Linked DNA regions of Homo sapiens: region 1 is linked to region 2. A link is a contact called in ENCODE Hi-C or POLR2A ChIA-PET data. All regions are on one chromosome and are shown on one strand. The core of a region is the stretch at or near the end of the contact, and the rest is flanking DNA. Distances in the headings are between cores, read along the strand shown.

Region 1 (5,215 bases), core at 278-2,777, 85 kb after region 2:
TACACCCACCAGATGGACAAGCATGAAGTCTGAGAATACCAAGTGCTGACAAGCACGTAAAGCAAGAGGATTCTTGTATCCCGCTGAGAGCGAAAATTAGTGCATGTGCTTTAAAGAGCAGTGAGATAACTCAAATATGGATATTCTAGCACCAACCATTTTCATTCCTGACACATATTCAATACACTTTCGCACAGGTGCTTTAGGAGAAAGGTACAAGAATTTTATTGTAGCATTCTTTGTATTATATTGCACAAAAGCACTATACAACATTGTACAAAAGCATTGTAGAATTTGGTGTATTTCTCTCTCTCTCCCTCTCTCCACACACGTATCACAGACATTTTTTTTTATTCTGAATCATTTGGGAATAAGTTCACGACATCATGACCAAATAAGAAAGCTGCAGGATTGACATTTACAAAATATTCAAAATATGCAAAACGGTACTATAATATTTATAAATACATACATATATAACAAGCAGAAAGATAGGAATAGGAATAATAAACACTAAATTCAGGCAAGTGGCCGTCTTGGGGACGCAAAAGGAAATGTGTTCAGGAATGAATACCTGGAAGCCTCGCTATCTGGAATATTTTTCTTAAGCTGTGTTGAGGGTACATATTTGTTATTGGCTGTACCTTTTTTGCAAGACATATATTTCAAAATTTTTAAAAGCATTCATTTATTCCTATTTTAATGAGAGTTTTTAAAAATCAGGAATGGGCTGGGTGCAGTGGCTCATGCGTGTAATCCCGACCCTTTGGGAGGCCGAGGTGGGTGGATCACCTGAGGTCAGGAGTTCGAGACCAGCCTGGCCAACAAGGTGAAAACCCATCTCTACTAAAAACACAAAAATTAGCAGGGCGTGGGGGCGCTCCCCTGTAATCCCAGCTACTCGGGAGGCTGAGGCAGAATCGCTTGAACCCAGGAGGCGAAGGTTGCAGTAAATCGAGATCGCGCCACTGCGCTGCAGCCTGGGCGACAGAGTGAGACTCCATCTCAAAAACAGAAAAGAGAAAAGAAAGGGAAAAAAGGGAAGAAAGAAAGGAAGAAAGCAAGCAAGCTCAAGGGTTCTCGGGGTGGGCCATCCCCGAGGCCATCCGCAGATTTTCTCGCACTCTTTGCTCCACCCCCACGTGCAACAAGGACAACCGGCTGCCGCCTCCAGCTTCCAGCAGGGCTAGAAGATGCGCTGCCCGGGGCGGCCAGAGCCCTGCAGAACAAACCGCCGCACGGAATTAGGGGCCGCCGTCCGCGCCTGCCAGGCTTGGAAGCGGACTCGCCCCCAGGGCCACCGCCCTAGGAAACCTCCCGTCGGAAGCCTCCCAAGCAAGCCGCTCACCCGCGGCTCCCGCGCGAGGCGGCGTGGGCGTGGGCGCGGCCCTGGCGCGGCGGCGCGCGCGGGGTGAAGGGAGCCCGGCGCGCTGGCTGCGGCGACGGCGGCCGTTGCTGCGCCGGGTACTGGGGTCGCTGCCTGAGGCGCAGGCGCCGTGGACTCCACCCGCCCCGGGGCCTGGGCTCGCTGTGGACTCGTCATGGCGACCGAGCAGAGGCCTTTCCACCTGGTGGTGTTCGGCGCGTCTGGCTTCACCGGCCAGTTCGTGACCGAGGAGGTGGCCCGGGAGCAGGTGGACCCGGAGCGGAGCTCCCGCCTGCCCTGGGCCGTGGCGGGCCGCTCCCGGGAGAAGCTGCAGCGGGTGCTGGAGAAGGCGGCCCTGAAGCTGGGTACAGCGGCGGGGCGGGACGGGGCTGCGCGGGCGGCTGGGCCGGGGACCCCGCATCGCCCCAAACGAGCGTTTCTCCCGCAGGGATGCGCCCTACGTGTCCCCGAGCCCTGCGTGAGGACAAGAAGAGGAGAGGGAGAGATGTTTCAAATACTGCCATAGCTTTGTCCCACCTCCTTAACTATATGTGTGTGTGCGCGTGCGTGTATAATATACACACACATTTTTTTTTCTTTCCTTCTCCTCTTTCCCGCTTTTTGCATTTCTGCCTCAGTTTGGGGAGCTCCCCTGGCGAAATGGTCAAGAACTTGAGTTGTCCCTCTCTCTGCTTCATCCTGCCCCGCAGCGGGGGCACCTGTTGAATCTGCGGGTTTCTAGATGTTTGGTCGGAGAGGAGAGGAGGGCTTTGGTCTCTTGGAGATCGGAGTCTCCCTTTGCCTCGTGTTTTGAGGACGGGAGAGCAAGCTTACGAGTTGTACTGACAGTGTCTTTGTGGCTATTCTGTTTTAGTTTCTTGTTTTGTGTGTAAGAATACTCCAGCAGTCTTCCTCTTCAGAGAATAAAAAGTGTGTATTTCTGGTTTAGACGCTTACGTATTCTCTAAGCATTCAGGTAGCATGTATTTATTGATAATCTAAGCATTCAGGTAGCATATATTTATTGATAATCTAAGCATTCAGGTAGCATATATTTATTGATTCTCTAAGCATTGAAGGAGCATATATTTATTGAGTGACGTTGTCCATGCTAAGACCTGTCCCGAGTCTGGGGTGCAGGATGGGACAGAGAGGAGACAGACACACGGATCCTGCTGCCTTCATGGCTGGGGAGACATCTGACTTACGACTCCGTAGCCTTTAAATTTGGCTATTAACTCCCGTAGATTTCCCTTATACAGACACCCATTAGAGTTCTGGAAATACTACATTCTTTCTGTTTAATCTACTTTCATACAATGCCCTGCTCGGAGTGCTTTTGTTCGTGGTTATGTACAGAAGACACCACGTAGGCTGGACTCTCCTACAGCTTTTGGTGCTGACACTACCAACACGTAATTCTGACCAAAGAGCTTTTTGGTCGTTATTTTTCCAACAGAAGTAATTTTACTATGAAAATATATGCTTCCATTTCTTTTTTCGGCTCAGCAAGATCGTACCGGTACAGCCTAGTCACTTATCATATATAATGCCCAAATCAAGTTTCATTGTGGGGGGATATACCTTCACCTATTGAAACCTGCATCACTTAGTTGAGCCAGTTAATTCCAATTATTTTCTTATGAGCCTGTGTGTGTTTATATAGCGTGTGCTTTTCACCTCAGAGTTCTAATTTTTTGTTTTTTGTTTGTTTGTTTGCCATTCTCCTGCCTCAGCCTCCTGAGTAGCTGGGACTAGAGGCGCCCGCCACCACGCCCTGCTAATTTTTTTAGTAGAGACGGGGTTTCACCGTGTTAGTGAGGATGGTCTCGATCTGCTGACCTCGTGATCCACCCTTCTCGGCTTTCCAAAGTGCTGGGATTACAGGCGTGAGCCACTGCACCCAGCCCTGATGGTTTTGATGTTAACAGTCAGTCCGAAACTCTCCATCACCTACAATTGGATCATAGTAATTGTTTAGTGGTTGATGAGAAACTTTATTTTTTTAAAGACAAGTTCTCATTCTGCCACCCAGGCTGGAGTACAGTGGCGTGATCACAGCTCACTGCAGCCTTGACCTCTGTGTCTAAGTGATTCTACCGCCTCAGCCTCCTGAGTAGCTGGTACTACAGGCTATGCCACCATGTCAGATAATTTTTTTTTTTTTTTTAGTAGAGACAAGGTCTTGCTATGTTGCCCAAGCTGGTCTGGAACTCCTGAGGTCAAGAGATCCTTGCACCTTGACCTTCCAAAGTGCTGAGCCACTGCCCCTGGCCAAGAAACTATTTTATGACATAAATTTCTTGTTGGAGAGGAAGTCTGGATAGTTATCTGCTCAGCATTTAAACTTGATTGTGAAATTGTCATGTTACACAGGGTTGTTATTTACACAACGCTTTGATTCGATTTTTTTTAAAAGGTCAGTTTTTTAGTAACTCTTAGTGTTAACTCAGTTTTCCTCATAATTTTTTCCTTTTGTATTACCTGATTAAAAACAGTTTTATCTTTTGTCTAAGCAGGAGAGCTAGCTTTCAGCATATCAGTGTATTTAGTAATTTGCTGTCACTGATTACTGTAAAAAGAAGATAAGGAAGATATAATCCTCTACTGGGATTTACTTTCCTTCATTTGTTTCTTATTTTAGGAAGACCAACACTGTCATCTGAAGTTGGAATCATCATCTGTGATATTGCTAATCCAGCCTCGCTTGATGAAATGGCTAAACAGGCAACAGTTGTCCTCAATTGCGTAGGACCAGTAAGTAATCAACCCTTCTTTGTATCAGAACAAACAATCCATTCATTTCTAGCAAAATATTCCAGAGGAACATAAGGACAGAGGACAGAATTGTTGGTTGAAGGCCTTAACCCCATATGGGGAGTTTTTTCTTCTTGCGAGGAGCAGCTGGAGATGACCAAAGTCTCCTGAGAGAGTGAGTGACAGGCTCTCCATGACGTTCTCCTTAGGGCATGTGTGCTGGCTTGTTGATTGGTTACATCTGTGATTGTCAGAATTTTCTTTCCTTTTTACTATATACCCCTTCGGTAAAAAATGTTTGAGTGTGTCTCCCTAGTATATTTTTTATTTATAAATTATATTCTTGTACTACTGGGTAAATATATTTTTTAAATGCACAAAAAGAAGACTAAAAAACGACTCATTTATTGAATAAATATTTATTGATGCTTACCACATGTGAAATGCACTATTGTAGGCACCTGGGACACAATGGTGAACAAAACAGAAAATCCCTCGTGGACATTACGTTCTTGGGGAAGACAGAAAAATAGGATTGTAATAGGAGGTAATGAAAAGTGCTTTGAAGAAAAGTGAAGCCAAGAAAGGAGAAAAGGTCCTGGCATATTGGTGTTTTTAGATGGATGGTCAGGGAAGGTTTCTGTGAGGAATTGACATTTGAGCCAAGATCTGAATGAAATGAGAGCAAATTGCATGAACCTTTTGAGGAGAGACTTTTCCAGGGACAGCAGGCACAAAGGTCCTGAGATGCCAGTGTGCTTGGCAAGACTGAAGAGTGTGACAGAGGCCAGTGTGGCTGGGCATGGCAGAGAGGTGGAGAGTGGATCAGAGAGCAACCCGGGAGCTGGGTCATGTGGGATCTTACGGGCCATGGCCAGGATGTGGATTTTTTTTCCAGGTGTGACCAAGAGGCGTTGAATGGTTGAAAGGAAGGGCTTCAGCTGATTTAAATTGGAAGTTCTTTGGCTTCTGAGTGGAAAAGTAGATAACAAAGGATGAGCAATGGAATGGTGCAAGCACAAGCCCTGGGGTCGTAGTGGTGCTGAGAAGTAGTTAGGTCCAGAGTATATTTTCAAAGGAGAACGGCTTTTG
Region 2 (5,199 bases), core at 1,740-4,239:
GAGGGAGACCAGGCTCCAGGGGGTAACCTTGGCCACCACTCGGCTGTGGAGGCGTTGACTGTTAGGGTTTGGTGACAGGGGCTTTCACCTGCGGCACGATGGGTTTTATCAGTCCACTTGCGGGATATGCACGCCGTCCCTCTTACTGGGTTGGTAAGTGTCCAGGTCGACGGGCGTTCCTGAGAATTCAAAGTGAGGCTGGGGTTTTGAAATGCTAGTAATTAAGGGGGAAGGTCTATCCCATGCCACGGCCACTGTTCACTCCTGCGGGCTCCCCCGCATACCCAGCAATTGGACACATTCGTGGTAAGCGCGATGCCCTCTCCTAGATCTACAAACCGGTTTTTTCCTGGCTAGGGAGGGGATACGTCTGCTTATGGTTTTTGTGTAAAGGGATGGAAATACCACGGGTGATTTTCAGGGGTAGTTGTTGGTTTTGAGACTTTTGCTTTGGCTATAATCCATTCTCTCTTTCTGTCTTCGAGCACTTGAGCGTTTGCTCCCCATTGTCCAATTTTGGTGAAGCAAAGCCACTGTTTCCCTTTTGGACATGTAGCCCCATTATGACTGCCAGATACTCCTAGATTTTTTACTTTATAATAACTCTTTCCTGATTCAACACATTCCTCGACTAAGGTTCCACAATAGGATCTTTCTATATGACTATGGTGAGTGAAGGACTGTTGACATGAGTATGGTGAGTGAAGGATTGTTGCATCTTTCCTCTGTGGTGGAAAGACTGATAACACTCACAGCAGCTCTGAAGGGCTGCTGTGGGCAGCAGGGCGGCTACTGACCGTATAAGGATCGTGGTGAGGGATATTCCCGTATTAAGACTTTTGGTTGGAAGTGAGGCACAGCATCGGATTGGGTAGATACAGGCCATCTCTGGAAGCAGGTGTTTAGTCTTCCTCGTGTTTTGGTTTTAAGAAAAAGAAAATTTTTTGGTTAATTTCAGCTTGGTAGAAGAAACTGGCCTGGACAACCACTTATCTGTTAATGTTTTGGAGGAAGAAGTAGCCTTTGGGGTGAGCTTGACCCTGGTACGATGGACCCAGTTGGGGAGTCCTTGGACTCTCATGCTGTTAGTGTGCATGCTGAGTATCACAGCGTAGGGGCCTGTCCACTTTGGTTGTAGCTTTTTGTGAGGATCAGGTTGGCCAATAAACACGTCTGTGCCTGCAAGACAGTTATGTTGAGAGGACAAGGAGGTGTCGGCAGGGAGAGGCATGGCCTCATTCGCTGCTTCACAAATGAAAGACCATGTCTGGATTAAGGAGGGTAAGTAATTCCCGAGTGGCTCAGAGTCTGGTGATGGCGGAGGCCCTAAGACAAAAGTTCGTCCATACATGATTCCAAAGGGACTATAAAAAGAGGGTGCTTTTGGTGTTGCACGGAGTCTCATGAGGGTGTAAGGGAGATTTCTCATCCACGACTGGTGGGTTTCTAGAGCCAGCTTGGTGAGTTGAGCTTTAAGGACAGAGTTGATGTTTTCAAGTTTGCCTGAAGATTGAGGCCTGTAAGGTGCATGGAGAACCCATTTCATTCCTAAGGACGTGGAGACAACTTGGGTGATTTGGCTGGTGAAGGTGGGCCTGTTATTGGATTGCATGGATGTCCCAATGGAGTGTGAAACGGGGAATTGTATACATGATGAGAGTTTGTATGACAACATTTGCACCTTCTGAAGTTGTTGGGAACGCTTCTACCCACCCAGAGAAAGTACAGACAAAGACTAGAAGGTAATGGAGCCATTTATCAGGTGAGTGAAGTCTACCTGCCAATCTTGCCCAGGTACCTGGCCCTGGGCTTGGTGGTTAGAAAAAGGCGGTGGCCAGAGGGAGCCCTGGGGTGACACTGAGTGGCAGATACAGCAGGACTGGATGATCTCTGGAACGCGGCTGGAAAGGTGAGGACAAGTGAGAATAGGGTGGAGAAGTTGCAAGAGAGGTTTGTAGCCGACATGGAAAGAGTTGTGGAGGCTTTGGAGGATAGGCATTGTTTGAGCATGAGGAAGAATGAGAAGCGCCCTTCCTTGATGTACCATGGTCCTTGCTTTTGGAGGTTCTGGACCTGGAAGTCCTCCTTTTCTTCTGAGGAGTAAAGAGGAAAGAATAAGGACAGGGACAGAAACTGGCCTTGCACGGTTGTAGGGCTACTTGTTTGGCCGCCTGATCTGCTAGTGCGTTTCCAGCCCGTATAGGATTGTCTGGGGTTTGGTGGCCCCTGCAATGAATGACGGCAGCTTTCTGCAGGAGCTGGGCAGCCTGAAGGAGCTTGCTGATGAGAGAGCCGTTTATGACAGGAGTGTTGTTTGCAATTAGGAAACCCCGTTCTTTCCAGATGGACAAGTGTGAGTGCACTATGTGGAACACATAACGAGAATCTGAATATATGTTCATTTGTTGTCCAGCTGCTAGAGTGAGAGCTCGAGTGAGGGTGATGAGTTCAGCCTTTTGGGAGGTGGTTCCTAGGGGGAGCAGATTGGCTTCAATAGTGTGGGCGGGTGACACTATAGCATAGCCAGCATGTCGGCATCCTTGATGTAGGAAGGAACTGCCATCTACAAACCAAGTAAATGAGGCATCTGGAAGGGGTTGATCTGTTAGGTTTGGAAAAAGTATAAGAAAGGTTTGAATGGTGTCCACACAGAAGTGTGCAGGGTCTTGGGAGGTAGTGGCTTCAGGTAAGAGCATGGCCAGGTTTAAATGGGAGCTGGTTAGCACGGTGATTTGGGGAGTTTCTATGAATAGAGCATACAGTTGAAGGAGCCGTGGGGCAGACATGAGACTTAGTACACTGCAGTGAGCTAGCATGTCTTTGATGTTATGGGTTGAATAAACTGTTAGGTTGGCACGAAGGGATAGTTTTAGGCTTCCAAGGGTGAGGACAGCAGCTGCCACCAGTGCTTGGAGACAGGCAAGCCATCCGAGAACTGTGGTTGTGAGCTGTTTAGAGAGGTAGGCAACAATCTGGAGGGCGGGTCCCTTAGACTGGTTAGAACATGTAGTGCAACTCCACGCCGTTCGTCGGGATAGAGAGAAAGGTTTGGTGAGGTCTGGGAGAGTGAGAACGGGGGCTGAGATGAGAGCCTTCTGGACCAGACGGAAAGGGTGGGTAATCGGCTGTGCAGGGTTTAAAGGCTTATGGAGAGGGCCTTTAGTAGCTTAGTATAACGGTTTGGCAAGTAGAGCAAAGGAAGGAACCCAGAGCCTAAAATATCCCACTAGTCCTAGAAAAGAGAGAATTTCTTGCTTAGTTTGCGGAGGTGGGAGGAACTGGAGGAGCAGTGTGCGGTCGGTTGTGAGCCCTCGGGTTTGCAGGGTAAGAGCTAGGCCTAGGTAGGTGACTGAGGGGGTGCTTACTTGTGCTTTCTTAGGGGAGACCCGATACCCCCACTCTGCCAAGAAATTTAAAAGACAGATAGCATGGGCATGGCAGTCTTTTTGAGAGGGGCTACACAGGAGCAGATCATCAACATATTGAAGGAGGTGGACAGTTTTAGGAATAAGGTACAGAGGTTGTGAGCAAGGGCCCGGGTTTCGGCACCAGGTGCAAGGCACTAGTATTTGTTCAAATCCCAAGAGTGCACCAACCAACAGCACAAAGCGGTGTGGAGCAACACACTGTTTTAATGAGCACCTGGGTATAGACGGGCTGAGGCCTAAAATGGCGTCAGCCCCACATGAGGATGGGGCCGAGGTTTTATGGTCTCCTGTAAACAGGAAGTGTCCCTGTCTGATGTAACTGCTATGTGGTACCCGGATGGCCAATCTCTCCATCCTCAGGGATACGTGTCTTCCGGCCAGCCCTCTTCCTGCTTCTGCTATCTTGCTGATGTGCACTTGTCGCACAAGTGGCCTTGCGCCTTGGGACTGGGCCTGAGGAGGGAGGAGTTATTCATCCCCCCAAGCTTTCAGGCCCCAGGGAGAATCTTTCATTTATTACATTCCTTTCTCAGTTTTTATTGAGTTTCTCACACTGAACTCAGTAAAAGGTCAACTTTGTGTAGGTTCAAAAGATTCTTCTGATTAGATATTTAAAAATATAACTTCTGATTTTGATCTCTTTTTGGTTAGGAGATGAGCAGTTCAGATGGACAGAATTGTGTATTAGGGCTTTCGATTCAACTTGCTAATGTTTATGTGTTGTAGTAAAAACATAACATTTTTAGGAGTAGTCTGATGCTAGAAAGCAAATAGAATACAGTATCTAACCAAAATCTTGCAGAAGAAAAGCTGCATTTACCAGGTAATTTTCAGTTGCTTGAATTGTATCAAGGAGTTGTATTTTTTAAACTAATAATAATAATAAGGCACTTACTTTTTTAAAAAAAATTCCTTATTCAGAGATCCAGATTTCTGAAGACAAAGGGAGACAATAGTGTTTAAACTAGTGCAAATTTCTGGAATTTAGAACATGAATTCTCAATACAAAGGCTAAAAGACTTTCCATTTTATGGATAACTTTTTCTCCTTTTCTCTCAGAATCATGGAGAGTAAACTAAAGCTCTGTTTGTTAATAGTGAGACAGTGCCAGGTAATTGTTGTGTAGCTCATACAGCAGATAAAGAACTCACTAACAAATATTTATTGAACATGACATGAGCATGGTGTCTTTATGCTTCAAAATTTGGATAACTCCCCCCATATCATTTTTAAATTTTTTAATATTTAAAAATATTTTCAAGTTACACATAAAGTGTACAAGCTTGATGAATTTTTGCATAGACGTATATGTCTATGTCACTACCACTCTGAGCAAGGTACAAGATATGGAACATTCCAGCCCTGCAGAAGGCTCCCTCATGCACCTGCCAACTTCGTACCCACCCACAATAGTAACCACTATCTGGACTCTATAACAATATATTTGCCTGTCCTGTAATTTTATATAAATGGGATCATGCAGAATATAGATTTTTATGTCTAGATTCTTGCACCCATCAGTATGTCTTGTTCCATGTTGTTGCATGTAACAGTGGTTTGCTCTGTTTTATTGCAGTACAGATTTCTTGGATGACTATGCAGCAATTTATTCATTCTATTATTAGTAGACTTTTAGGATGTTTCTTGTTTTGTGAATATTATGAATAAAGTGGCGATGAGCATTTTTGTGTGTGCCTTTAATGGATATGTACATTCTGTTATCTTGGGTATTCCCTAACATTTAATATTTATACTTTTTGTTATCTGTTTC

Evidence for each region. Hi-C counts contacts between places; a loop is a spot of excess contacts on that map. ChIA-PET counts read pairs that join two places held with the same protein, here RNA polymerase II (POLR2A). Pooled maps may share reads with other maps.
Region 1: a map of breast epithelium shows a loop between it and region 2 (5-fold over the local background). The contact joins the promoter of SCCPDH here to the enhancer-like site in region 2. A Hi-C loop is called at or near these places in 2 of 168 maps with a recorded cell type or tissue (breast epithelium and chondrocyte) and 5 of 50 pooled maps. POLR2A ChIA-PET finds 5 or more read pairs at or near these places in 2 of 52 experiments (BJ and activated naive CD4-positive, alpha-beta T cell).

Annotation. Positions count from the first base shown.
Region 1 is chr1:246,722,882-246,728,096 of GRCh38, forward strand. It overlaps SCCPDH (saccharopine dehydrogenase (putative)), which reads left to right and starts at 1,528. Exons shown (of 12, transcript NM_016002.3): 1 at 1,528-1,731; 2 at 4,011-4,123. The coding sequence starts at 1,542. RefSeq lists an enhancer at 962-1,121 and silencers at 1,332-1,461, 1,502-1,571, 1,672-1,881.
Region 2 is chr1:246,636,160-246,641,358 of GRCh38, forward strand. The region is part of intron 6 of CNST (consortin, connexin sorting protein); the gene reads left to right. It also overlaps the pseudogene LOC100887078 and the pseudogene LOC107985100. Among named protein-coding and RNA genes, the nearest start is that of CNST, 72 kb to the left of the region's middle. Within about 2 kb of position 2,990, at least 3 of the 41 ENCODE cell types and tissues checked have a DNase peak (open chromatin) inside an H3K27ac peak, as active enhancers do.